Linked DNA regions of Mus musculus: region 2 is linked to region 1. The links are chromatin loops, found by intact Hi-C in ENCODE. Cell type or tissue: left cerebral cortex. All regions are shown on one strand.

Region 1 (8,000 bases):
TCAAAATATCGTCGGAAGTCAGTGTGCTCAGAGCTCAGAGGTGGGCCACTGTGCTGGGCTTCAGTGTAGACGCTATTGATGCAGTCTTCCTTTCCGTTCCTTTCTTTGGTAGTGAGTCCATTCTGTCAACAGCATGGGATATTTATTGGGAACTCTATACCAATGGTAGATTGTGATACCTGTTTTTCTGAATTTCAACCAGTGATTTTTTCCCCAACATGGGTGTTAAGAATTCATGGTTTCTTAAAATCGCTAAAGATGATCACCAACAATAGAATTAGCTTTGTAGTGTATAAATGTCCCACTCTAATTTAGGACTTTTCTCACTGTCATAAATTACTATTAATCACACCCTAATCCAACTGTACTTTTTCTGGTCGGAGACTTTCTAATTCGAGGCATCCTTCTGAAACCCTGCCAGAAAGTCTTTGACCCAGACTTATCCAACCTCCCCTGCGGAATACAGACCCCCTGATGGTGTGATTATTTAACATGGACGCCCGCCTGCCCCTGAGAGCCTTTCTGCTTATCCAGTCTGCTTACGTCATCTGAACCAAACCAGCCTTACTGTAGTTAAAATGACATGGGGATCTATTGACCTAGTGGGTAATATTATGAAATTAATACTCCAGCTTACTTCACCTTCATCTTTGAAGTTCATTTGAATGATCACACTGCACAAACTTTTTTTTTTTTTTCTGTTGAAAATCTCACAAAGGTCCTGGCCAGAAATAACAACAGTTCTGGGGGCTTCACAGTGGTTTGCATTTTGAAGTCAAATTACCATGTGCGATGGACTCCAAAGTGGCTGGATTGTCTGGTGTCAGAGTCTCCGTGGGGAGGTGTGCATCAGAGGTCATGAACCCTGGTTTGTCAAAGCCTCTAGCCATCGTCAGTTAGTTTAGCATCAATAGATGTCCTTATTTCTGCCATCCAATAATTCGGGTGGACCTGGTTCCGTCTGTTCCAGTTTTCCTAAGAGAAAGATGACACCAGAAGTCTATAGACACTCAGAAGCTCAAAGCCCTCAGAATAAGACAAACAACAGGACCCCTCCGTACCCAGAAGTTTCTGCGTCCACTTGTTAATTTTCCTGCTGAAATTGCTTCTAGCAAGACTCTAAGTGTACTTTAGTTTTTACAAATTGGTACAGACCCTCTTTAGGAATTTTTCTTTTAAAAAAAATTGTCACAGTTGTTCCCTGACCCCCACCACCGCCCCTTGCCAAGAACATTTAAATAATGGAGACACATTATTTTTTTTCCCCAAGTTTTAACTAGCTTGGCTCTTTGTGGAACTAAGGAAGTCTTTTCGGTTAAAACTACCTAAGGTGTTTTGGGCACATAGTAGTCATTTAATTAGTGTGAGTGGAATTAAAGTACAGATGCTCTGAAGAAGGAAAAAAGCTAGCTTGTACACTGGTCTCCTCTCTTCGTTTCTCCGCATCCATTTTCTTTCAAACAACCATTAAATCGGACACTCACCCCATTACTGTTCTAGAAATTATCATCCTTTAGCTCACAAACTGCTTCTGCCTGCCAATTCCAAGAGCTTCCATCATCCTAAATATTAATCTGCAACGAGGATTCTTATTAAGTATCACCGAACTGTGCCCAGGCCCAGATCCTGAAGGCTGTCCTGCTGGACGTGTCATGTGTGCTGTTCATCCTCTTCAGTTTCCTAGAGGTCGCCCTCTGTCCCACTAGCCCTGACCTCTTCTACGGGGTGGTCTTCCACAGGGTGCTCTTCGTTATCGTCTTCGGAAATCCCCAAGATTCAAGCTGAGCATGTGGCTTCCTCTGCTCACTCACACACTGCCTCTAGATCTCAGGCATGATGGTAACGCACCTGGACGGAGCTGTGACTCTCTGCTGCAGAACTCCGTCACCCCTTCCCACCTCTGAATAGACAGTGGTGAGATGCTCGCCTTGGATTTTCTCTCACTTGACCTTTTGTCCTTCCACCAAACTTTATTCTTTTCTCGGGGCCCCTAACTCTGGCAGAGGCTCTGAGACTTTGTGGTTCTTGGCTAGCTCCACCCTTTATAGTCAAGAGATGTTTAGAAGGGAGCCAGTAAAAGGATGAAAGAGATTTTTAAAAAAACTGATGTGTGAGGTAAAATAATAATAACTTTTGAGTTTATCATGACAATGGATTTTAAGGGAAGATTAAAGAATAATCACCTTCAAGAAGATGAAATGTCCTTATTGAGAAAATGGCAGCCAACTGTTCATCACTGATACTTGATGCTAGTGAAGGCATTGTCTATAAGTGGTGGCTTTAGAGGGATACTCTCAAAACAGTGAATAAGCACTGTTATATACTACTTGGACGGATATGGCATAGTTATATTACTGGGATGGATATGGTATAGTACAAGTACCAAAAGATAAACAACAAAATTCATTAGGACACAGTGTCAATATTCATGGACTATATTTGGAAGAGATCTGCAGGTCAGTCTAGATCATGTAATATGTTTATATCCAATGTGGTAATCTTGTGATTTTATGACAAAAACATATGTATTATGGAGTTTACAATAATGACTTGAACTACCAATAGCGGTAAGTTCCATTAGGTCACAACTTCTATTGTCAAAATGCATGTCACCTCATTGGTGTATGTGAGTGGGGTTGTAGTGGCAGGGAGGAGGGAGAGAGACACAATAGCTATGTCATCATAGTCTCATAAGTACAATTACCTCATCATAGTCTAATAAAGGCAAATATCTGGACTACTTCATTTAACAAGGTGTGTCTCTAGTCTGGACTATTTGTTTCTAGTGACCCATCCATCTACACAGCACCTACTTACTGCCTACTTAGTTTGTACCTGTTGCGGAGTCTGCAGAGGAATCATGCAGTTGCCATTTCCCTTACCCAACAGTCTCTGTCTCCGTGAAATGTTTATGGTCAGAAAGGAGTTAGGGGCAAGAAGACAGGCAGCAGAATATGGTGTGAAGATGGATAGAAAAAGATATTCGCTCAACTCAATGGGGGCACACAGCCAGACCCTTCAGCTGGTCCTGGCCAATCAGGAAATTCCTTTATGTCACATTATGACCAAGCTGTGATTGGCCGGGTGAAAAGCAGCCTTGCCAAGCATTTAGCAAAGTGAAGTATAAAAAGAAATCTACACATACTTTATGTTCACAATTCAAGAGAACTCATTAAAAACATATTTCATGTACCCGATTCATGAAAATACCACAAGCCAACACGTTGCTGATTATCTACATGTGTTTTCCGAAGTAGATGCAGAAATGATTGATACTGCTGATCGTGTGGAAAATTTTTTTTGACATTATAAAATTTAAAAGGTAAATGTCAAAATTTATATGACTTCCGTGTTGTGTTCAGTACATGGAGGAAGGAACCGACTGGCACCTGGGTCTGGTACCAGAACAGACAAACCCTCTGATGACACTCCATCGCCATTTCTCACAAATAAGTAGCTCTTAGTTTTCTGAGACAAAGAAAGATACATACAGTGCCTTACGTGAATTCACAGGCATGCTACCTAGTTTTTCTTTCTTTCTTTTTTTTTTTTTTTGACATGAACTGCAGTGGTCCTAAGGCCAGTGTTTTGTGGCATGGGAAAGGGAGTGGCTGAGAATAAACAGTCCAGATTGAGGGCATTGCTGCTCGACCGGAGTCGCTTAGTTAACGTTTATTTATCACATCGGTATTTATGAAACTTGAACTGTCAGAGAATACATACAAATATGCCTCCAGGAGGTATTCCTATCTGCAAGACCTGAAATTTTAGGTGAGCCCCAGTAGGCTGCTCCGCTTGAATAGACAGACAGTGCCATCCCTGGGTGGGCCTGGGAATTAGTATTGCTGCCTGCACTCATGTGCTAGAGATGAACAGTGTGTTCCTTCCGCCTCTCCTCTTCCTCCCCACTGCACTTCCAGAGGCCGGTAGTTCACAGATGTTATAAGGTTCTATACGCCTTGGAACTGGAGACTCCCTTTTAATGTTGCCTTTGGGAGGTGTTTGGCTTGATCCCTTAGCTCTTGCTATATATTCAGTACCTGGCATCCCTTCCCCTGAAAACTCTTGCTGGCCATCTTAGTTTTGAAAGTCTGCCCTCCAGCCCTGTCTAGCTTCCCACCAGGTTGGAATGATCTCCTTGCTCACCCTGGTCTCTCTCCAGCTTGGAAGTTTGCCAGTAAGGAAGCAGGCGGTCACCAAGCCTCTTGGATCCAGCGGCTTGCTTGCTTGCCCCCTGCAAGGAATCCAGACTTCATCACATCCACCTGGTCCCTGCTTCCTCCTCTTCCCTTGTCTGTCCAGATTGGTTAGGGCCCAGCAGGCTCCTGCCCAAGGTCACCCGAATGGGGCCAGAAATAAGGATGAGTTCTTTTGGTACACACCGGCTTGATTGCAAAGCAAAGAGCTTCAGTTCTTTATCACATACTTGACTGACTTTTCTTTCTTTTGGTGAAAAAAAAAATCAATGGCTTTGAAAACAAAGAAAAGAAACTTGCATTTTAGGAATCATTTTCACATGTGGCTGTTTTCATTTAGTTTTAAAATAAATATGAATATTTGGGGGTGAAGAATCACCTAGATTTTATTTCTTTAGATTCATTACAGACACCCATGAAAAATTATGAGCTGGCCTTTCTTGCAAGGCTGTTTTCAAGTCCTTATATCTATTGTGGATATGAACCTTGAATGTGATGAGAAAATAGGACCAGAAATATGATTTTAAAATAGATTTTTCATCAACTAATACTAGAGACGCTGTGGTTGTTAGGAAATTATGTGTGCTACTGACCAGAAAAAAAATGTTTGGCAAAACTTTCAATAAAATCTAAAATTTTATGCAGAGTGTGTGACCAGAGTAATTGTGCAATTATTAGGTACCAGTTGATATCAGCACAATTACTATACACCAATTGATATCAGTATACTAGAATCTTGGTAACAGTTTCTTTGACATTCTTTTTTTTTTAAAGGAACAGCGCTTTTAAGTGAAATTACAATTGTTAGCAGAGACCTTCTAATTGGCAGACACATGCCATCCTTCACATGATAATTTCTAAATCAAGTATTTAGGAATGCTTTGTGATCATTTTATTCTGCTACAAAATTTCCAGTTTGCAAACAATACTAATATTGGTATACCCTCCTGAAGTATTTTCAAAACAGGAGGAATTAAGGTATTTGGCCTTTTGTTCCTTCATCTATGATCTACATCCTTTGTAAACTGGGGCATCGTGGTTCCCAGTAGGTGATATACCTTGCTTGATAAATTTGGCTTAGACAGTGAACAACACATTTGAAACCAGTTTAATTATTGAGCCAAGTCTCTGAAAGGACTGTGTGACTCAGGAGCCCTCTCATTGAGACATAGCCTAAGCCTGGCACCCTGTAAATAGGTGGGTACAGTCTTAGCCCCTTTAGTTTCCAGTACCTCGTCTATAAAGTGGAACACTACTGCTGGCTACTTAAAGGGGCTTAGAGAATTTAAGTAGTAGGTGTTAGCTCAGGGCATAGCACTTGCCAATCATGCTAGTGACTTGGTTTGATATCCAGGACAAAAACAGAATAAAGAAAAAGAAAGATACACACCAAAATGCTCAATATATTATGCTGTCCTGGCATGAGATGTTCTATGGTAGTGTTAGCTTCACATGGTCATATATGAATATTGCTGTGTTTGAGATTGATTTTGTGTTAGCATCTCTGACAGTCTGGTTCCAGTGCTTAATAATTATCCGGGAATGTAAATATCTTGGTTTCAGTTGCGTTCTGGTTCTGATTCTTCAAGGCTGTAGGCTTTGTAGGGAGAGGCCAGAAGCACTGTGACTATGAAGCAAGGTCAGCACCAGTTGGAGGTAACAGCTCATTCATGGGCCCATTTTTAAAACAAAAACAAAAACAAAAAAAAAAAACCCCAATCTGCTTTGATTTGGTTTGGTTCATGCATTTTTAAAAATCTTCCTTGTGGTGTGCAGTCATTAGTGTTTTATGCCTAAAGAACTGAATTCAGTTATAAGTAAGATTCATTTAATATTGCAAGTATGATTCCATGTGGTTATTCATTCGCAACATAAAATAGCCACATGGTTCAACATATTTAATAGTTTCTGCTTGTGCAACTGTAGGGAATTCTGCAGATCCTCTGTAAGAACTACTTTGGTTGTGAAGGCAGTATCCATAATGCTAATTAATCCCAGCATCATCAATATGGCCAGTGATGATAGAAGAAAACAGGAACTGAATGTGTGCCTTATGTCTGCACACTGCCCTGTGTGACCCTTTGGTGGACTCCCAAAAAAAGATGGCAGTGAGTGACTGCGTGGATGGGTGTGGTCGCAATCCCATGGTTTTCCTTGGAAAATGTATGGAGACCCCATCCTTCATATGTCAGCAAAGGAAACAACTTAAAAACATCTCTTCCTAGGTCTCTTCTGTCCCTACCCAGGCTCTGTGAAAGTCAGCCCTTGATAATTCTTAAGGGATGTTGTCTTTGTCTCATTTGGAATAATCACTTTTTGTATTCAGAAAAACTAGACACATACGTAGCGTACTTCCAATATAATGCTACATTAAAAACATTTGCCTAACCTGGATCTGATATTTATAAATGGGCATTGCTCAATTAGCATTTTAAATTGGAATTTTAATAAATGCTATCAATCAGTGACCAATTTGCATAGCATTTATCTGGGGAAATGAGCGTGCCAAATATCGGTCTTCTTAAGATTCATCTTGCCCCAAACTGTGATTTATTTAAGCTCTTCAAACCATTCATTCTTCCATTAAAGAGTCCGTCCATCTTCCTGTGTTCTCCCGTTCTGATCCAGATCTGCAAATCCGTGGTCATCAGAATCAAGAGATACATTTCCCAAGGACAGACGAGTCCTTGGGTCTTAGCAATTTCCAACTCTGCAATGTTCTGCCTATTTAATTTCTCTAAGACTCCAAGAACAGCTTCTTCATGCTCTGTTTTCAGGTTATATAGTGTGTACTTGCAATGTCTTGGGGCTATCCACCCAGAGAAGAGTCAAGCATTGGAGAATCTGTGAAATGATTCTTTCAAAACAGTTGATTCAGGGAGGTATTTGCTTAAGAGCTTTGAATTTTTTTTTTGTGCCCTAAAAAAAATATCTATTGTTCTCTTTTTTGACCCAATTTTACTAAAGAGAATTTCAAAACCTTGAAATAACTTCAAATTTTAGATTGTCAAAGGAACGTCTAAATTTTAAATAATTGCTATTTTAAAGTAACTTCTATGATATCTTAATAATGCCAATTAAAGGTCCCAAATCGATCCCTCCCCGCACAGTCTGGAATAGGATGCGTTTGGTGAATCGTGGTTTTTAGAAGGGCCTCCTTCGTTATGAAAGAACAGTAAGAGGCAGATAATTTGCTTAAATATGGAGTGGCAACTGCTATTTCTCGGTGTGCTGATGGATGTCTGAGAAGGTCATGGAGATTGAGAAGAGGAAGTCTGCAGAGAAAGGGATGCCTTCGTAACCTTGGACCCTTAGATGTCAGGACTATCAAAGCCAAAAAAGGACAAACATGGTTATCGTGGAATCCTGAGGATATGGAAAATGATTGTCCTTCCCCAAAAGAAGGGGGGAGTGGAAGTACGTGGATTCTTGAAAAATACAGGGATGAAATGATAGTTTATCTCCTACAGTATCATCTTTTGGGGTGTGTGAGTCTAAAGTGAGTTAAAATGAAAAATGAAAAATGGTAACAATATATTGATTAAAATGAATGAAAAAATATGTACATATGTATGTATCTTTTATAACTGTAAAAAAAAAAAACCCGCTGGTAAATCTAAAAATCCTTGAACAGCCATTCTCAGAGTACTGGAAGTGGTGTCTGAAGGGGGAGGTAGAATGTTCTAGAAGAAAGAGAAATTAAAAGGCAGGACGTTGGAATGGAGGGATTGAAAAATATGATAAAAGTGGAGCCCGAGGAGAGGAAGGGACAGTTTGGGGAATAAAAAAAAAATTGAGCGCAGT
Region 2 (8,000 bases), 470 kb before region 1:
ATAAATTATTCAGAGATACAAGGAAGTATCTTAAAGATCTTTCAGATTGTTGTTTTTCTTAAAATAGGCGGAAAGAAAGGAAAAAAAAATACTGTTAAATCTGAAAGGGAATTTTACATCCTCATTCTGGTGCCAAGTGAAATGCATGTTGTAAAGGTATTTAGGATTACACATGCTTACATTTTAATTAGTGGCAGGCACTTCAAATTTTAATCATAATTAAAGAATCATTAAGTTCATGCTCTTGAAAATAGGTTAATAATGTTGACACCGGAGCTTATAGTCTAGGAATTACTAAAATAATCTCAAAGTCACATAGATCCAATCTGTAAGAGTTATCACTGGAATACTTGAAGGAATAAAATAATTCCTGGACAAGCCAGGTTTGATGTGGAGGAATGCAGTGTGTAGAGTGCAGCGAAGCTTTGAGGTGTGAGCTTTTGTGGATGAGTGCTGAAGAACAGGAGTGCAGGGGAAGCCTGGGCAAGCTGTGAAAAGCCAGTGTATTTGAGCACAGAAGACATAAAAGGCCGTGTCAAATCGTCAACAATGTATAGGAGGACATTCTGTTTGTCTGATGTTAGGATTGCCGCTACTAATGGCTTCTAGCCATTCAAGACGGCCAGCCCAAGGCACTGAGTCCACTCAGAGACTTCCAAACTTTTTTCAAAAATTGCCTCTGATATTGAGGGTTATCCTTCTAAGGTTAGTTACAAAGGACTCAGCAGAGAGGATGCTGTAGTTATATACGTGTGAAAAAGTCACAATAAACTGTGTATATTATTCAAAGTTATATATGTGTAGATCAAAGTTCCCTATGTATAATATTTATTATTATGTATATGTGAAACTTGAGTTCAGATCCCAGCACCCACATGAAAACTAAACTTGACAGCATGCACCTATAACCTACGCACCAGTGCAGGGGGTATGAAGACAGATCCTGGAGGCATGTTAAAAGCCAACATAGCTAAAACTAGAGATTGACTGAGAGTCCTTATCTCAAAAAATAAAGGAGATGGTCAATGAAGACTCTTGGCATTGACCCCTATCCTCTACCTGCACACACGCAGACACACACAAAGTGCAATTTAAAACTACACTGCTTCATAAACTGTAGAAACAGTTGGACAACTATGTAAAGACTTTATCATTGATATGCAGCTGCGGTTTTGCTTCCTCGTGGACTGACAGGACAAACTCCATCTTCCTAGTTATTCGGCTATGTAGTATAGTAGGTTTTTCCAGGGCCCATAACCTTCACTGGGAAAAAGATAACGAGAATCATCATAATTCAGAGCACAGCTCTTCTCTGTACCTAAACCCTCTATCAAATGCTCCACGGACTTCACAGTGGTGTCATCTTTGGCACTCTTCAGCTCACTGAACAGCCAGTACTGTACTACGTCCATAAATTCCCTTCATGGGCCAAGCTATGTTTGTGTCTAGGTAGAAGGAGTGCATTAGTTGGGGGCATTCTCGACGTATATTTGATGGGCACCATGTGGGTGATTAGCTTACTTGTTATATAGGCAGAGAACGGTGATCATATGCCACCCACCAGCTAAAGAGAGCAGGTGAAAAATTTAGTCTGAATCCATAGACCTGGAAATGTTTGGTGATGATTCTTAGTGGAAGGTCAAAGACCTGAGAAGCACTGTAGGTTGGCGTATATCTTAGGATCCACATGCCTGGTCATCTGGAGCTTTGATGTCTGAGGCCAGGAAAACGCACATGTCGAGAATGTTCCAGAAGCAAAAGAATTTACCCTTCTCCCCGTACTCTGCCTAACTCTGGCCCTCCACAGACTAAACAATAACTAATTCTGCCATGACTGTGACTCTTTGCCAGGTCCACTGCTCCAGGTGCAAACACATTCTACAAACACACACGCACATGCCTTTCTCCTGAATGTCCCTGAAGGAGTGAGGTTGACAGAGCCAACTTCGCCATCCCTGAGAGGATATAAATGTATTCATTGGTACGCAGATCTCTAGTCTTATGGATAAAGATACAGCAGATGTTTCAGTGTTTCTCTCAGAGGTGCTGCCAGGGTCTGACTCCCTCCTCAGGAACACAGGATCTCACATGATGCCACATCTCATGTACCTATCAGGTAAGCAGCCAAGTGACTGAATCCCACCCACTCCCACTCCTGGTCTCATAAGGGTTAGCACTTAGAACATGACCCGCAATAAGGAGAGTCATTATCCTTTCTGGTACCTGCTTCCATCTTTCCTCTTCCTTGTAAAAACAGGCTACAGAACCCTCTGTTTAAACTGCTTGTTGACATGCCTTAGGGTTTCTATGGCTGTGTTGAAACACCAGGATGAAAAAGCAAGTTGAGAAAGAAAGGGTTTATTCAGCTTACACTCCCACATTGTTGTTCATCATCAAAAAGAAGTCAGGACAGGAACTCAAGCAGGGCTGGAACCAGGAGGCAGGAGCTGATGCAGAGGCCATGAAAGGGTGCTGCTTCCTGTGTTGTTCCCCACCTTTTGCTCAACATGCTTCTCTTGCTCAGCATGCTTTCTTCTAGAACTCAGGACTACCAGGCCAAGGATGGCATCACCCATCATGGGCTGAGCCCTCTTGCATTGATTCCTAGTTGAGAAAATACCCTACAGCTGGATCCATGACTCTTGGTATACAACTTGGCATTTTTCCCCATTTATAGTAAAAATAATTCCATGCTACACCATTAATTCTTTGTAATAAATCTGACTAATTTAATGTCACCTGTTGAGAGAATGTTGCTTCTCTTTTCCTCAACTAAGCAGTAATCACACACACACACACACACACACACACACACACACACATACACATGATTCTTCTGAAATTTTCTCCAAAAGATTTTTATCACTTACACACTCACAAACTCTGTATATGTTATCTGTGAAAGAGTATGCTCAGTCCAAATGGATGCTACTTTTCTATTTACATTGGGCATTATGGCAGAAGTATACTGCCTGTATTTCTATTTGCCAAACACATTCGGCTGGCATGATGCTAGTCCAAGGACTAGCAAGGCTCAAGTGGGGTGAAATGTAAGAATCATGAGATCAAAACCATCCTGGGCTACATACAGAGACCCTGGCTCAAAGTCACATCTTTGAAGACTCAGCCTAAGTATTACAGGACCTTCACTGAGTGTCCCCCTAAACTATGCAGACAATGTGTCCTACAGGCTCTCATTAGATTAAACTTACATGATTTTGGATTACCGTTATTATTAATATATTCTTAACTCTGGCTCTGAGTTGAGAGCACAGCCAGAGTCTATGCCCAGTTTAGCTTTATATCACCCCAGGCCCTAACTAGAGTGACTTTTACACAGTCAAAAGATGGTGACTTGTAACATGCACAAATAAGTGGGGGGAATGAATGGAATTCTATAGCAAATGAGTAATATTTTACAAAGAAAATGTTGCATCTGCTTGTTGTATTCTGAATAGTCTCTAAAAAAAACTGAATATTTAAAAGTCTTATCAAATCAGAAGAAAATCCCATAAAAACCATTCTGTATTCTATATGTCAAACTTTGAGGAGAACCATATTTCAACCCCGGCGTAATTATTTTATTCTGTGTTCTCTACAGCATCAGAAACCCTGGATAAGAATCACCATATGTCTTCAGACTTATGAAAATTCATTAATGTGCTTCTGGGTCCCCATTTCCTATTCTACAAAACAAATGGGATACTAACAGCTTTACTCTACAGGGTGGTTCTTTATTTTTATTAGAGATGTATACTAGGCACCTCCCGTGACTGAGACAGGGGGGCCGTGAATGTGCCTTCTTGCAGGAATCCTGTGAGACCCTATGTGTGAGCAGGAGATTAGAATAATAAGCTGATGAGTACTGCCCTCCACTTATGGCAGTCTACTCTGCTACTGATAAACTCAGTATTGAGTGTGTGTACTCTGTTGAAATGCTTCATTCCATTAGAAGGACAGCTTCCTGTGTAGTAGGCAACATTTTCATCTACAATATCAATTTTGACTAGATCCATAAATGCTTTAGGTTCAAGGTAGAGATATTCATACAATTTATTTATGTTATCCCCATTAATTTTTATTAACTTGTTCATACTTTTAAAGACTTTTTTTAAAAACAATTCAAGAATGATGATGCTTTGAAGCCAAGTGTGGCATCTCACACCACGTAAGAGGATCACAAGTTTGAGGCCAGCCTACACTACCATGTGATACCATGTCTCAAAAATAAATACATAAAATAAAACAAATAATTAAATAATAAAACCGAGAATGCTTAATGGTATTAACATTTCCTTCTCCGCATGTTGAACATCTCATTGTCTGTTTCGAAACTATCATTGATAGAGACAGCAGATTCCATCAGTAAATAGAATAGTAAATAGTAAGGTCTTAGAGTTATATACACCCATTTGCTAGAGAAATCCTTTTGCTCCTGCGGTTCTCAGGAGAAGGGAGAAATGAAGCCGCTTTGCTCTACTCTGTTGACCTGTGAGTTTGAATCAGTGCAGTATCGGTGCCCAAATCTGAACTGTAAAATGAATCTGTTGGGATTAAGGGTTTAGCTGTTGCATGGCTAAATGGGTCAAGCTCTCTTAACTGATGGATTAAACCCATGCCACCCAAAAGAGGGAGAGTTTAGAACTGAACAAACCTGCCAGCTTTCAGTATTTCTACTAGATCACATTTCCCCCCACCCCCCACCCTCCACAAGACTCTCAGCCTCTCAAGTTTTAGAAGGGAAATAAAAAAATAAATCCACACCTCCAACTCCTTTTCTGAGCCAGCCTTATTAAAGAAAAGTGAGCGCTCGCTCTCCAAGCATCTAGCCTAAGAAGGCACAGCTGTATTTGGGAGCTAAAGTTGGAAAAGTAGAGCTGTGAACAACCATCTACTTTTAACTATACGAGTATTTATTCCAACTTCTGTGAATACAATGAGATAGACTCTGCTTTTTGGAAGAATACAACATTCTTCACTTGCCAAATATTATTCACAAGACTAGAGTGTCCCTATTAACACATATAGGACATATTATGGGATACATCAATAGAAAGAAAACCAATTCCTTGTAACCTTAAGAACAATGAAATGTTTAGCCATGCTGGCGAGGCAATGCAGGAAGTCCAAATTTATGCTCATTCAATTTTAGTAGTTTCTTCATAGACCTAGAACACGTATTACTTTTTTTTTTTTTATCATTTGAAGTAAAAAGCCCAAGAAGTCACCCAGCTCTTAGTGACAATATTCTCAATTCTCTATCAATTTGCTTACTGTAAAAACCCAGTTATATGTAACCAGCACTGCCAACTTAAAAACAAACAAAGAAAACATAACCCTGAATGGTCTTGGGAAATTTACTTTTGTAAAAATGTTCCCCTCAAGAAAACCAAATTTGCTGTGGGCTATGATGTCCTACGGCTCCTGTCTCCTCTCGATAACATAAAGGGAATGTAGAGATGAAGGCAGATTTTCTGTTTAATTTCCACAGAGTGTATGTTCTCCGGCATGAACTTGTATCACTGCCTGATGCAATAATCAGTCAGTGTGCAGTGGGGGAGTGATGGTGTAAGAGAGGAGGAACCACCCTAAAAGGTCTATTATCCTGTCAACATGTACACAGAACTCTCATTAATGTTAATTAGATTTACCACCATCACCCCCCAGTACAAGAGGAGACTAGACCTCAAACAGCAAGTTCCAAAAAGAAAAGAAAAGAAAAAGAAAAGAAAAGAAAAGAAAAGAAAAGAAAAGAAAAGAAAAGAAAAGAAAGAACTATCCAGCAATGCAAAACACAGGGGAAAAAATTTAGAAATCATCCCTGCCTCCAAGCAACCTGAAGTTGTGTAAAGACATTTATATGGCCATTAACCCAAGCAGAAATTGAACTTGTCAGCATCGCACACAGTATGGATATAAGGATAACTATTCAAGAACAATTCCTCAAATGAACTAAGTACAAGCTGGGTTTCCTTCTAGACATTGGATGTAGTCCATCATCTTTTTTAACGGAATGGCAGAGAATGGCTTAGTTAAATAGACCCTTGATTCATGCTTGCCTTTGAGATAGAAGAGAAGAGATAAACAGAAAGACCGGATACCCTAGATCTATGGCCTTTCGCTAAAACCGGGACATTTAGGTCAGCTTTTTCTTTCCTCTTCCTCACGTAGCCCATTTCCCATCCACCACAAATGTCCTGATGTATTTCCTTTCAATGAAAGCTTCTCTTCATCTCTGTCTATATCCAACTCAACATATGTGTCGCCCTGGTTGCTGTGATCACCCTGAGTTGGACCCTATCCCTTTACATGGAGACACTGATGCCACTTTTACTATGACACTCAATGCCTTGATTCTCTACTATTCCCCCCGAGGGAAAGTTGGATATTGCTGTCAAGATGCAGCCATCCTTACCCATGTTTTGTGACCTCATCCCTTCCGGTACTCTTCCCAGCCGGCCAAGCATCCCTGCTTCTGGGATGTCCCATTGAAATGCTGGTTGCATTCATCAGCCTTTTGTTGCTATAGCAAGAACACCAAAGTAAGCAATGTTAAAGGGGAGATACGTTGCTTTGGCTCACAGTTCTGGAGTCTTCAGGCCAAGATCTGTTGAATCCACTGCTCCTAGATCCAAGAAGGGGCAGCCTGTGTCACTGAGATGATATAATGAAGGAGGTTGTTTACCTCATAGTAGTTGGGAAGCAGAGTGACTAAGAGGTAAGGGTCAAGGATGAGTTGTGTGCCCTTTAGCATCACACCACCTATGAACTACTTTCCCCAAAAAGGACCTACCAATGGATTTCAACAACCTCCTTCCCCTGCCACCAAGTTATCAATACATTTGTGGATTAGTCATTGATTAGGCTGATGACTGAGCCCACATCCAATCAAATGGCAACCAAACCAATATTACATGAGCCTTCAGGGGGACAGTATCTATCCACTCCCACTAAGTGACCTCTGACTCCAGGTATTTCCACCCACCAGCCACTCCTCAGATCTCACTTTCTTTGCACCTGTACATAGGTCTATCTCCCCAGAGATCCCTCTCCTAACCATTGTCATTGGCATAACACCCCCACCCCACTTCTTGTTTTCCCGTTGTATTTCTCTGCCACATCTCACTCTGTGACGTATAACAATATGGCAATTATACATGTATTAAGGCCTCTGTCTGCAGCTGTCTACCCTAGAGGAAGATAAGCTCCCTCAGGCACTGTATCAGGGTCTCTGCTGTTGGACTAACATAATACCCTGAACCATAGCCCAAACACGGTACATCTTTTCAACACATGAAACAAAATGTTGTTATGTTTATGGGAGAGACACTGTATTTGTGCTAAGTCATCAATAGTCAATAAACCCAGATAATAAACCCATCTCTGTAAGATAATAAGAAATTTTGTAAAAAGATACAGCCATGTGTTAGCTTCTAGCACCACCTTGCCAGACTTCTTTATTCCCCTCTCACTTTGGAATAGCTTTAACATAACCTGGATGAAGCAGTTAGTTGCTAAAGTGCATGAAAGGCTGGGATTAAGCCTCGGCACTGAGAAACAGCGTTCCTTATGCCCACAGCATCTTGGATTTTTAAATGCTGTCTTTAAAGCACGTACTTTTTTCCCCACATCCATCTTAATTTAGTATAATAAAAACTTATATAGACTGTGATCCCTTTTTTTGGTTCTTATTTTTGGTTTTATCCTTGGCTCTTTCTCAGAATCAAGCTAGCCATAAGAACGGAACCGGTATCTTCCATATCATAATCAAAACTGCTAGGAAAAGCAGCTCGAGCTCGGGTATACTAAATTATGCAACCTCCTGGTTTTGTATGTGTGACACGCTGACAGAGGTTGACACTTAGTGGGTTAGTACCATGTAGTTGTCAGTTGGCATTAAGACTTGTGGTCCATTCTGCAGTCAAAATAAAGGACGGATGGCAAAGTCCATATCTGGAATCTACACTGAAGCCCTATGGCAGCCTTAAGCGCTGGTTTCC

Evidence for each region. Hi-C counts contacts between places; a loop is a spot of excess contacts. Peaks named below come from ENCODE experiments on the same cell type or tissue, not always from the same donor. Only the 100,000 strongest peaks of a DNase experiment are listed, where the experiment ranks them.
Region 2: it touches region 1 in a loop (2.6-fold over the local background); 4 of 42 quality-filtered maps call a loop at or near these places.

The regions. Positions count from the first base shown.
Region 1 is chr8:48,556,249-48,564,248 of GRCm38, reverse strand. The region is part of intron 2 of Tenm3 (teneurin transmembrane protein 3); the gene reads left to right. Among named protein-coding and RNA genes, the nearest start is that of Gm39178, 100 kb to the left of the region's middle. In left cerebral cortex, a CTCF peak has its summit at 3,812; a DNase peak (open chromatin) is centred at 3,834; H3K4me3 peaks cover 167 bases; H3K27ac peaks cover 187 bases.
Region 2 is chr8:49,022,964-49,030,963 of GRCm38, reverse strand. It overlaps a transcript of Tenm3 not described here. Among named protein-coding and RNA genes, the nearest start is that of Gm25830, 68 kb to the right of the region's middle. In left cerebral cortex, no CTCF peak of the experiment used is centred here; a DNase peak (open chromatin) is centred at 4,797.